2 separate regions of the Homo sapiens genome follow, and region 1 is linked to region 2. A link is a contact called in ENCODE Hi-C or POLR2A ChIA-PET data. All regions are on one chromosome and are shown on one strand. The core of a region is the stretch at or near the end of the contact, and the rest is flanking DNA. Distances in the headings are between cores, read along the strand shown. Region 1 overlaps CDK15 (cyclin dependent kinase 15). Region 2 has its middle 22 kb from the start of CASP8.

Region 1 (4,778 bases), core at 1,671-4,170, 620 kb after region 2:
TGTATGGCTTGCAAATATTTTCTCCCATCGTAGGTTGTCTCTTCACTCTAATGATTGTTTCCTTTGCTCTGAAGACACTTTTTAGTTTTATTTATTCCCATTTGTCTATTTTCACATTTGTTGCCTATAAGCAGGTTAGAAAATTATACAGATTATAAATAGTTCCTGAATTTGTGTTTTACTAAACGTAGCCTACACAGATGAAAACAGGAAAGCTACACTTCAGAATCTGTGATATTTGATGTCAGAAGTGCATCCCTGAAAGCAATGGGTCCATTCTAAATCTCCTAACCTCTAACCATAATTTGTTCTATATTTATCCTGAGATCTCACTCTTAGGAATAAAAACACATTGAGAAGTCCTGAGTCTCTATTTTACTATTTTTCTGAAGTGCCTGTAGTGTGTGTGTTTACATCTAAATAATAGCTGTCACCACTTTCTGATCAATTTTAAAAACTAATTTTAAATAAGTGTTTTTCATAAATAATCCTGGATTTAGTTCTAAAATCAGAATAAACTATGCAAACTTTGAATCCATTAATCAAAATGCTTTTAGTTTCCATTCCAACAAAGGCAGATAAACAGCCCCTTCAGACCACTGTGGTTTGAAACATAGCACTCACTGGCTGCCTTTTAAGAGCCTTCAGGGAGGGAGCAAAACAACAATTTTTGGTTTTCAGTTTCCCAGACAGTGAAGGAGAGATTTAGTAATTTTCTCAAGTGAAAAAGAATTCAATAACTTGCAAATAGAAACTGAGATCAAATTTCCAAATAAAGTATATTGAATTTTTGTTTAAACTTTTAAAATCTCAAGCTTAAAGCTTTGAACATAAGATTAAAAAAACTTTTTTTAGTATCCATTTTGTTGGCTTTAGTTAAATATCATACAAAGTAACCAACCATCTGGTAACTTTCACCTTAGAGAAAACATGATAGTGGTTGTCACCTATTTCTTCTATTGTTTTCTCTTCATTATCTTTGCTTTCTTTTCACTGCACTTTGCCAGCCAACAGAGGATGTATGGGTACATGTGACTCACACCCACTTGTTTACACATGCATCTGTGCAAATACATAAGATGGTAGGTTAAAAAAAGAAGAATTAGTTTCTTGTCCCCTGGCCTTCTCCCACAAAAGAAGAATTAGTCCAGTTGGTTTTTCAAAATGGATTCCAGGATTCTTAGTGTTCCCTCGGGCTCAGGGTGGTTGATAGGAAAAGCCTATAATCCTCTCAGTCACTTTTCAGTTTGTTTAGGGAATGGATCAAAGAAGGAAGATTTTACTGGGTGGCATGATTTTTTTATTATATGAGGGAAAATAGCACTTCACTGTCTTTTGTTTAAAGACAAGCTTAACAGATGCTAAAAAGTACATCTCTCAGCCAGATTCCTAGTCAACAAGCTGATAGACACTAAGATTCTGGATTCTTCATTGATTATATTCAGTCATTGTTGGGCAATTGACTCCCTGCCATAATAATTGGGCCAGTATCTATAACCAGCATTTTACAGATGGATTCGCTAGACTCTTTCTGTAAGAGATGTTTCTAAAAAGAGTTATAGTGAGATATGCTTCTAAGAAAAGTTATACTGTAGTAGTGTAATGAAAGCTACTAGTGTTTTATTAGTATTTCACAAGAACAATGTTACTCTGTCTCCCATATATAACTGTCTATGGGCTTTTATGATTATTCTTTAAAAAAAAAAAAATACTAAGGTAATGCCTACCGGGGAACTCATGGTGCTGGCTTCATCCAAAGTCTGAGCTGTTTTGGCTTTATACTCCGAAAGACTTTATTTTCATACATCTTAACTAAAAACTGGGGCTTTAAATTGGTCATTCAAGGCCAGGCGCGGTTGCTCATGCCTGAAATCCCAGCACTTTGGGAGGCCGAGGTGGGCAGATCACGAGGTCAGGAGATTGAGACCATCCTGGCCAACACGGTGAAACCCCGTCTCTACTAAAAATACAACAACAACAACAACAAAAATAGCCAGGCGTGGTGGCTTGCATCTGTAATCCCAGCTACTCAGGAGGCTGAGGCAGGAGAATGGTGTGAACCTGGGAGGCAGAGCTTGCAGTGAGCCGAGATCGCATCACTGCACTCCAGCCTGGGCGACAGAGCGAGACTCCGTCTCAAAAAAAAAAAACATCGGTAATTCAAAGCATAGACCAGCCCTTTTTCAAGTGATGTTGTTCCCATGACAATCCATCAGTGAAAAACCAAATACCATATTCCAAGCTGCTAGTCACAGAGAAAACAAGCAGATGAGATGAATGTAATAGAAAAGACTAGAGTTAGTTTTGGGGTCATCTTTAGCCAACATTCCATTGCCTGAAGCTCAGTAATCTGAATCCTTTTTAATTTGAGCACATCAGGGAACAGCTGAATACCCATGCTGAGGCATAATTTAAGCTGTCAAGTGTCTCCTGTCAATATACATGTGGTCATCTGATGCAAGGCAAAGAGACAGTCACTCCTGCTTCTTTATATCCCTAGCTCCCAACATGGTGTCCTAATGCATGATAATCATGCAGTAAATGTTCAGTGATGAGAACATGACTTTGAGCAAGGCTGTATGATCTGCCTCAGAACAAGTGAGTCAGTAAGAATGCAGGCCCCGGACCATAGGAATGTATTACAGTTTTGCCCAAGAAACCACAAACGTTGGAAACACTCAAGTTTCTTTCTCGTATACATCAGCTGGTGTCATGCAATGGGACATACATCTGACGCTTCCCTGTTCTTCCCTGATTTGTCCTGCATGTCTCCATACCTCTTCCATCCACCTCATCTCCCCACCTCACCTTTCTTTTTCTTTGTTTGGCTTTATATAGGTGCTGGGAGTCCCTACAGAGGATACTTGGCCGGGAGTCTCCAAGCTACCTAACTACAATCCAGGTAATATTGATCTGAGCTTCTGAATACTCTGAGAATTAGTAATGTAAGGAGAGCATTGGCCACGCTAACAGGGCGTTCTTGTATTGTGAACTCAGCGGCAAAGATGGGTGTAGAGGAATTTCTACATTCATATATTCCCTGACTAATCTTTGTATGAGGAAGACACTGAAAGAGTAGCTGAGGTTAGACCAGTTCCCCAGCTCTGTAAAACACAAGTAGCAAGCTGAATAGAATTTGAAATGACTATTACTGTGGATTCCACATCCATTGTCAAATACCCAATGGCTCAAAAGAACAACTCAAAAGATGGGCTCACTTTTGGGCCCCCTGACTGTCATAAGTGTATTGATTAGTATTGAATTGCATATGTATAAAAAGAAAGCTAATGCAACAGAACAGAGGTAGAGGCTCGCTAGGCCTAGGACATGCCAAGTAAGCTGTCTGTAGGTTATACTTACTAAGAGTTCATTCATTGCCTGTAAACCTGACACTTGGTCATTGTCTCTCACACATTTCATCTTTCAAGACTGGCTTCTGGGATCGATTTAGAAGTGCTGGAAGTGTTATCCATGGGGGAATTCTTTGAGAAGCTGTCGCAGGGCCACATCAGAGGGATCAGATTAAGCAGTAGTCACTTCAAGGATGTTGAGACAGAGGGGAGGAGACAGGCACTGAACTACAGGATGAAGGATCATATTAGAAGCTGAAGAAGCAAATAAAGCCCATGCCAAAGCTGAGCTCTCACTGGCAGGGTTGAAGGGGAGGTAGAAAGGTACAGATAACGACAAGATTAGGGTGGATATGCTCCAAGCCAGATTTTTCTAGTCTTTATGGTCTTACATTGTTCCATTACTAAAAATGAAATCTTCCCAAATTGTTGTCCTTACTTTTTTTTTTTTTTTTTTGAGATGGAGTTTTGCTCTTATCGCCCAGGCTGGAGTGCAGTGGCACGATCTCGGCTCACTGCAACCTCCACCTCCTGGGTTCAAGCAATTCTCCTGCCTCAGCCTCCCCAAGTAGCTGGGACTACAGGCACCCGCCACCATGCCCAGCTAATTTTTTGTATTTTTAGTAGAGATGAGGTTTCACCATGTTGGCCAGGCTGGTCTCGAACTCCTGACCTCAGGTGATCCACTTGCTTCAGCTTCCCAAAATGCTGGGATTACAGGCATGAGCCAGCGCGCCTGGCCTGTTGTCCTTACTAACTTTGGTATGAGATTATCCTGGAAGGGTTTCCTGAGAGCAAGAAATTGTAGGTAGAGTTAAAATGTGATTAAAGAAGAGAATAAAATACATAGGGAGCTGGGGACTCTTTTTCTTATTTTCTTTAGCATCCAATACTTTTGCTTACAGCTATCCATAGGGATCTGGCATCTTGAACCACCAGGATTATGGAAGCCCTACAGCAAGCTAAAGACTAACTGTAAAGTCCTTTCAGCTGCTTTGTGAATGGTTATATCTATTGCTAAAAGGCCTTAATATCATTTGCAAATAGTTTATGATTTCTAACTATTTTTCTAGAGTTTAACACGTGAGAAAAATGCTACTCTCTGGTCACAGGACTTAGAATAGTGCCTATTTCCATTGGTCTGAGATAGAGAAAAAAGAACAAGTTTCTTGTGGAGCCGTGGTCCAGTCTGCAAATTGCTCCTATCTCCAGTTGCCATGGTTTCCAGGAGAACGTGGCTCTCATCTTTTCCTGCCCTGCCTGTACTTCTCCCTGTCCACTCTGTTCTCTATTTTCCCTCAGCTTCCTAACTGAGAATGCCAGCAGAAGTTTAGAGTCACAGATGGATTGTAGGAAACAATTTGGATGATGCCAATACAAAGCTACTGTGGTGGGCATATGCTGCTCCCCCAAACTTCAGACATTTGG
Region 2 (5,018 bases), core at 2,275-4,774:
CATTTAGTTCTGTAAATTTTCTCCTAGCCTTGCTTTAGCGGCATCCCATGCATTTTGATATTTTGTTTTGATTTTAATTTAATTCAATACTACATAATTTCCTTTTGATTTCTTTTTTGACCCATGGATTATTTAGAGTTGTGTTATTTCATTTCCAAATATTTGGGGATTTTCCAGACATGTTTCTGTTGTCCAGGCCAATAACAAATTCCTGACGCCATGAAGTCAAAGATCTAACTCCCCAGGGGGAGAGTTATGCCCAAGAACCATCGGTATTTTGTGTTAGTGGTCATTGCCAGAGTGAATTCCACAGTGTTTGTGATAAACCCTAATAATTCCACCAGAGGGCAGCAAGCCAACATGAAAATTCTATTAAAAAGTCTTTTTTTAGAGACAAGAGTTTGGCTCTGCCGCCCAGGCTGGAGTGCAGTGGTGTGACCTCGGCTTACCGAACCCTGGCCCCACCGCAGACTCAACCTCCCAGGCTCAAGTGATTCTCCCACTTCAGCTCCCCATCTGCGAGTAGCTGGAATATAGGTGCGCACCACCGCACCTAGTTAATTTTTGCATTTTTTGTAGAGATGGAGTTTCATCATGTTTCCCAGGCTTGTCTTGAACTCCTGGGCTCAAGCTATCCATCTGCCTCGGCTGCCCAAAGTGCCGAGATGACAGGCGTGGGCCACTGTGCCTGGCCAGACAGAAGTTTTCAAGTAAAGAATAAATTTAGCTGAAGAGCAGTGTCAAATTATTTCTATCCCCACCCTCCTGAATTAAATCTTCGTAGTCTCTGATTCTCTTTGTCATATTCTTAACCATTTGGATTCTTTTCAGTGCGTCTGTGTTTGTTCCTTTTCCCCAGTATGACCCCTTTCTATTTTTTTTTTTTTTTTTTTTTTTGAGACAGAGTCTTGCTGTGTCGCCCAGGCTGGAGTGCAGTGGCACGTTCTTGGCTCACTGCAACCTCCGCCTCCCAGGTTCAAAAGATTCTCCCACCTCAGCCTCCTGAGTAGCTGGGATTACAGATGCCTGCCACCTTGCCCAGATAATTTTTGTATTTTTAGTAGAGATGGGGTTTCAACATGTTAGCCAGGCTGGTCTCAAACTTTTGACCTCAAGTGATCTGCCCGCCTCGGCTTCCCAAAGTGCTGGGATTACAGGCGTGAGCCACCTTGTCCAGACCCTTTTCTCTATCTTTATGAAAACATCTCTCCAGTAGATCTTCAGAGTAAAAAAAAAAAAAAAAAAAGGAAAAAAGAAAAGAAAAAAGAAAAAGAAAAGAAAACATCCAGCAAGGTCTCGGAGGAAAAATAGAAAATTAGAAGACTGGAGTGAGTCATGTTGATTTTCTGGTGTAAAATTTGTATCGAAACCTTACATAAATACTGAAGAATTCACAAGTTGTAAATATACAGCTTGGTGACTGATTTTGATATCCAGACAGTTTTTTTCCCACTTGCACACACTCCCCGCAAGAATGCATGCTGGTTTGTAAAGTCATTAATTTACTGGTGCATCAGTGGATGGCTCTGTGTCTTCTGGCTTTATCTTGGCCCAGAAAGACAGGAATTAACGTTGAGCCTAGTAGTCTTTGGCCTTTGTGCCAAAGCAGTCTGTGGGCCAGCCTTGTGTAGTGATCAAGCAGTATGTTTAGATGTCAGGCATGACACGGGTTAAAAAGCCAGCTAGGGGAAAAATGGGAAGTGGCATTTTGCGATCTCATCAAACAATCTTGATATAAACTTAGAGAACAACCTCTTGGCAAATGGAGAGCAGCTGTAGGTTTCTGACTGAATGTGCAAGAAGAACGTGAATGAAAGAGATATACTAGGTGGGAGCAGTCAGGGTAGACTTCCTGGAGGAAGTGGACAGTGTTGTGTGGATTCACACTTTGGAGATATCAAAGAGGAAGAGTATTCCAAGTGGGGGTAACAAATAACAAGGGAGGCAAAAAAGAAAAGTATGAGGGAACAACAGGATGTTGTCAGGAAACTAAGGCTGAGCTGAAATCCAGGTGACCCAGAGAAGCCTTGAGAAGGCTTGTGGCATCTTGTGGAGCAAGTGGGGAACTTGCTCTGTTTGAGAGAATATGCCTGGAATATATGGGATATCATTTAAATTTTCTAAAGGTTATCTACAAGATAATTTCAGAGAATATTCGCTCCCACCTCAGCGTAGGAAACAATGAAACCCTGAAACATTTATTTATTTATTTTCCTTGCTTTTCTTTTTTCTTTCTTTTTTTTTTCTTGAGATGGAGTCTTACTCTGTCACTCAGGCTGGAGTGCAGTGGCGTAATCTTGGCTCACTGCAACCTCCGCCTCCTGGGTTCAAGCAATTCTCCTGCCTCAGCCTCCCGAGTAGCTGGGACAATAGGCATGTGCCGCTATGCCTGGCTAATTTTTTGTATTTTTAGTAGAGACGGGGTTTCATCATGTTGGCCAGACTGGTCTTGAACTCCTGGCCTCAAGTAATCTGCCCGCTTTGGGCTTCAAAAGTGCTAGGATTACAGGTGTGAGCCACTGCACCCAGTCTTTTCCTTACTTTTTATTTTATTTATTTATTTATTTATTTTTTAATTGATCATTCTTGGGTGTTTCTCACAGAGGAGGATTTGGCAGGGTCACAGGACAATAGTGGAGGGAAGGTCAGCAGATAAACAAGTGAACAAAGGTCTCTGGTTTTCCTAGGCAGAGGACCCTGCGGCCTTCCGCAGTGTTTGTGTCCCTGGGTACTTGAGATTAGGGAGTGGTGATGACTCTTAAGGAGCATGCTGCCTTCAAGCATCTGTTTAACAAAGCACATCTTGCACCGCCCTTAATCCATTCAACCCTGAGTGGATACAGCACATGTTTCAGAGAGCACAGGGTTGGGGGTAAGGTCACAGATCTACAGGATCCCAAGGCAGAAGAATTTTTCTTAGTATAGAACAAAATGAAAAGTCTCCCATGTCTACCTCTCTCTACACAGACACGGCAACCATCCAATTTCTCAATCTTTTCCCCACCTTTCCCCCCTTTCTGTTCCACAAAACCGCCATTGTCATCATGGCCCGTTCTCAATGAGCTGCTGGGTACACCTCCCAGACGGGGTGGTGGCCGGGCAGAGGGGCTCCTCACCTCCCAGTAGGGGCGGCCGGGCAGAGGCGCCCCTCATCTCCCAGACGGGGCGGCTGGCCGGGCGGGGGGCTGACCCCCCACCTCCCTCCCGGACGGGGCGGCTTCCTTACTTTTTAAAAATACGTTTGTCTTCAACTATTGGATATCTTCATCTAATTTCTAGTGTTTTTTTTGGTTGTTGTTGGCTTATTTGATTTTTACTTTTTGGTTAATAACAAACCTTTTAAGGAGTTACATAGACTCTTATCAGTTTACTTTTCTAATTTGTTTTCTCCTGAATTCTCAGTTACCTTGGATTGATTGTGCTTTGGGTTCATCTTGCTTTTTCTTAGTGGCTACTTTCAGTTTCCTTCCTCTTCAGTTTGGCAATTTTTTCCCTTTTCAAGCAAGGAGCTCCTCCCTGTTGAGGCGTCACGGGTGGCGGGCAATCCTTACCCGGATCCTCCCACAGCTTGCTCTCTGGAAGCTCACACTGCACCGTAATTATGAAACTTTTGATATTGTCCCTGATGGCTTCTGATGCAAGCTGGGACAGCATTTGTCTGTTGATAAGTGAAACCAAGTTCCTGAGATCTGGCTCTCTTTTGCCCTTCTATCCAATACCAGCAAGGCCCTAGTTTCAGAGCATTTTGGGGACTTATGATCCCTTCTAGTTACCTCTGCATCTGTGCCCCTTTTCCCCTCAAATTAGTTCATAGAGATTTTTGAAGCACCCATGTTACTCAAATAGGCCCATTTTTAGCATGTGGGAGGTAAGGCCTAGATGTGAATCCCTCATAAGCCAGGCAGATCAAACTGTGTGTATGCATGCAGATTTGGCCCAGGAACACTCTTCTCCTTCAGGGCCCATTGTCTACAAGGACAGAAAAGAATTCTTAAGGCCATTCACTATCTCACATTTTCTGTTATTTTTCTGTCTTTTCCTTTTCCCCCTACCCACAGAGAAACATTAGAATCATTGCCCTTTAGAAGAGCAGAACTATGATGCCTCCTGTCAGGGATGGAACGAGGCATTCCATGCAGATGACAACCCAAAGAGAGCAAGAGTGGCTCTATTTATATCAGACAAAATCGACTTTAAGTCAAAAACTGTCACAAGAGACATTAAAGTATATTATATAATGAAAAAAGCATCAATCCACCATGAAGATATAACAATTATAAATATATGCACTCAATATCAGAGCACCTAAATATATGAAACAAACAATGACAGAACTGAAGGGAGAAATAGCCAGCCATACAAAAATAGTAGGAGACTTCAACACTGTACTTTAAATAATGGATAGAACATTCAGACAGAAGATTAATAAGGAAACAGGGGACTTAAACAACATTATAGACCAAATGGACCGAACAGAAATACACAGAACGTTCCACCCTACAGCAGTAGAACACACATTATCCTCAAATGCACATGGAACTTTCTCCAAGGTAGATCACAAGTTGGGTCACAAAACAAGTCTTTGCAAATTTAAGAGACTGAAATCATACCATGTATCTTTTCTGACCATGATGGAATGAAACTAAAAATCAATGGCAGAAGGAAAAATAGAAAGTTCACAAATATGTGGAAATTAAACAACACACTCTTGAACAACAATTAGGCCATAAAAATAAAAAAAGAAATTAGGAAATATCTTGAGATAAATGAAAAGAAAAGCACAACATACCCAAACTTACAGGATAAAAGCAGTACTAAGCAAAGAAGTACTAAGAGGTACTTTATTGCAATACACATCTGCAGTGAAAAAGAAGAAAGATCTCAAGTAAATAGTCTAACTTCGTGCCTCAAGGAGAGGAGAAGAAGATGAAGAAGAAGAGGAACTAAGCCTAAAATTAGTGAAGGAAATAACAAAGATTAGAGTAGGAACCAAGAAAATACAGAATAGAAAAGCAATA

Evidence for each region. A loop is a pair of places that touch in the nucleus more often than their neighbours do. ChIA-PET counts read pairs that join two places held with the same protein, here RNA polymerase II (POLR2A). Pooled maps may share reads with other maps.
Region 1: a map of PC-9 shows a loop between it and region 2 (4-fold over the local background). The contact joins two enhancer-like sites. A Hi-C loop is called at or near these places in 4 of 168 maps with a recorded cell type or tissue (CD4-positive, alpha-beta T cell, CD4-positive, alpha-beta memory T cell, PC-9 and 1 more), 11 of 37 single-sample maps with no recorded cell type and 15 of 50 pooled maps. POLR2A ChIA-PET finds 5 or more read pairs at or near these places in 1 of 52 experiments (A673).

The regions. Positions count from the first base shown.
Region 1 is chr2:201,852,036-201,856,813 of GRCh38, forward strand. It overlaps CDK15 (cyclin dependent kinase 15), which reads left to right. Exons shown (of 14, transcript NM_001366386.2): 10 at 2,839-2,902. Among named protein-coding and RNA genes, the nearest start is that of CDK15, 48 kb to the left of the region's middle. Within about 2 kb of position 2,921, at least 4 of the 41 ENCODE cell types and tissues checked have a DNase peak (open chromatin) inside an H3K27ac peak, as active enhancers do.
Region 2 is chr2:201,236,212-201,241,229 of GRCh38, forward strand. It overlaps a transcript of CASP8 not described here. Among named protein-coding and RNA genes, the nearest start is that of CASP8, 22 kb to the right of the region's middle. Within about 2 kb of position 3,525, at least 11 of the 41 ENCODE cell types and tissues checked have a DNase peak (open chromatin) inside an H3K27ac peak, as active enhancers do.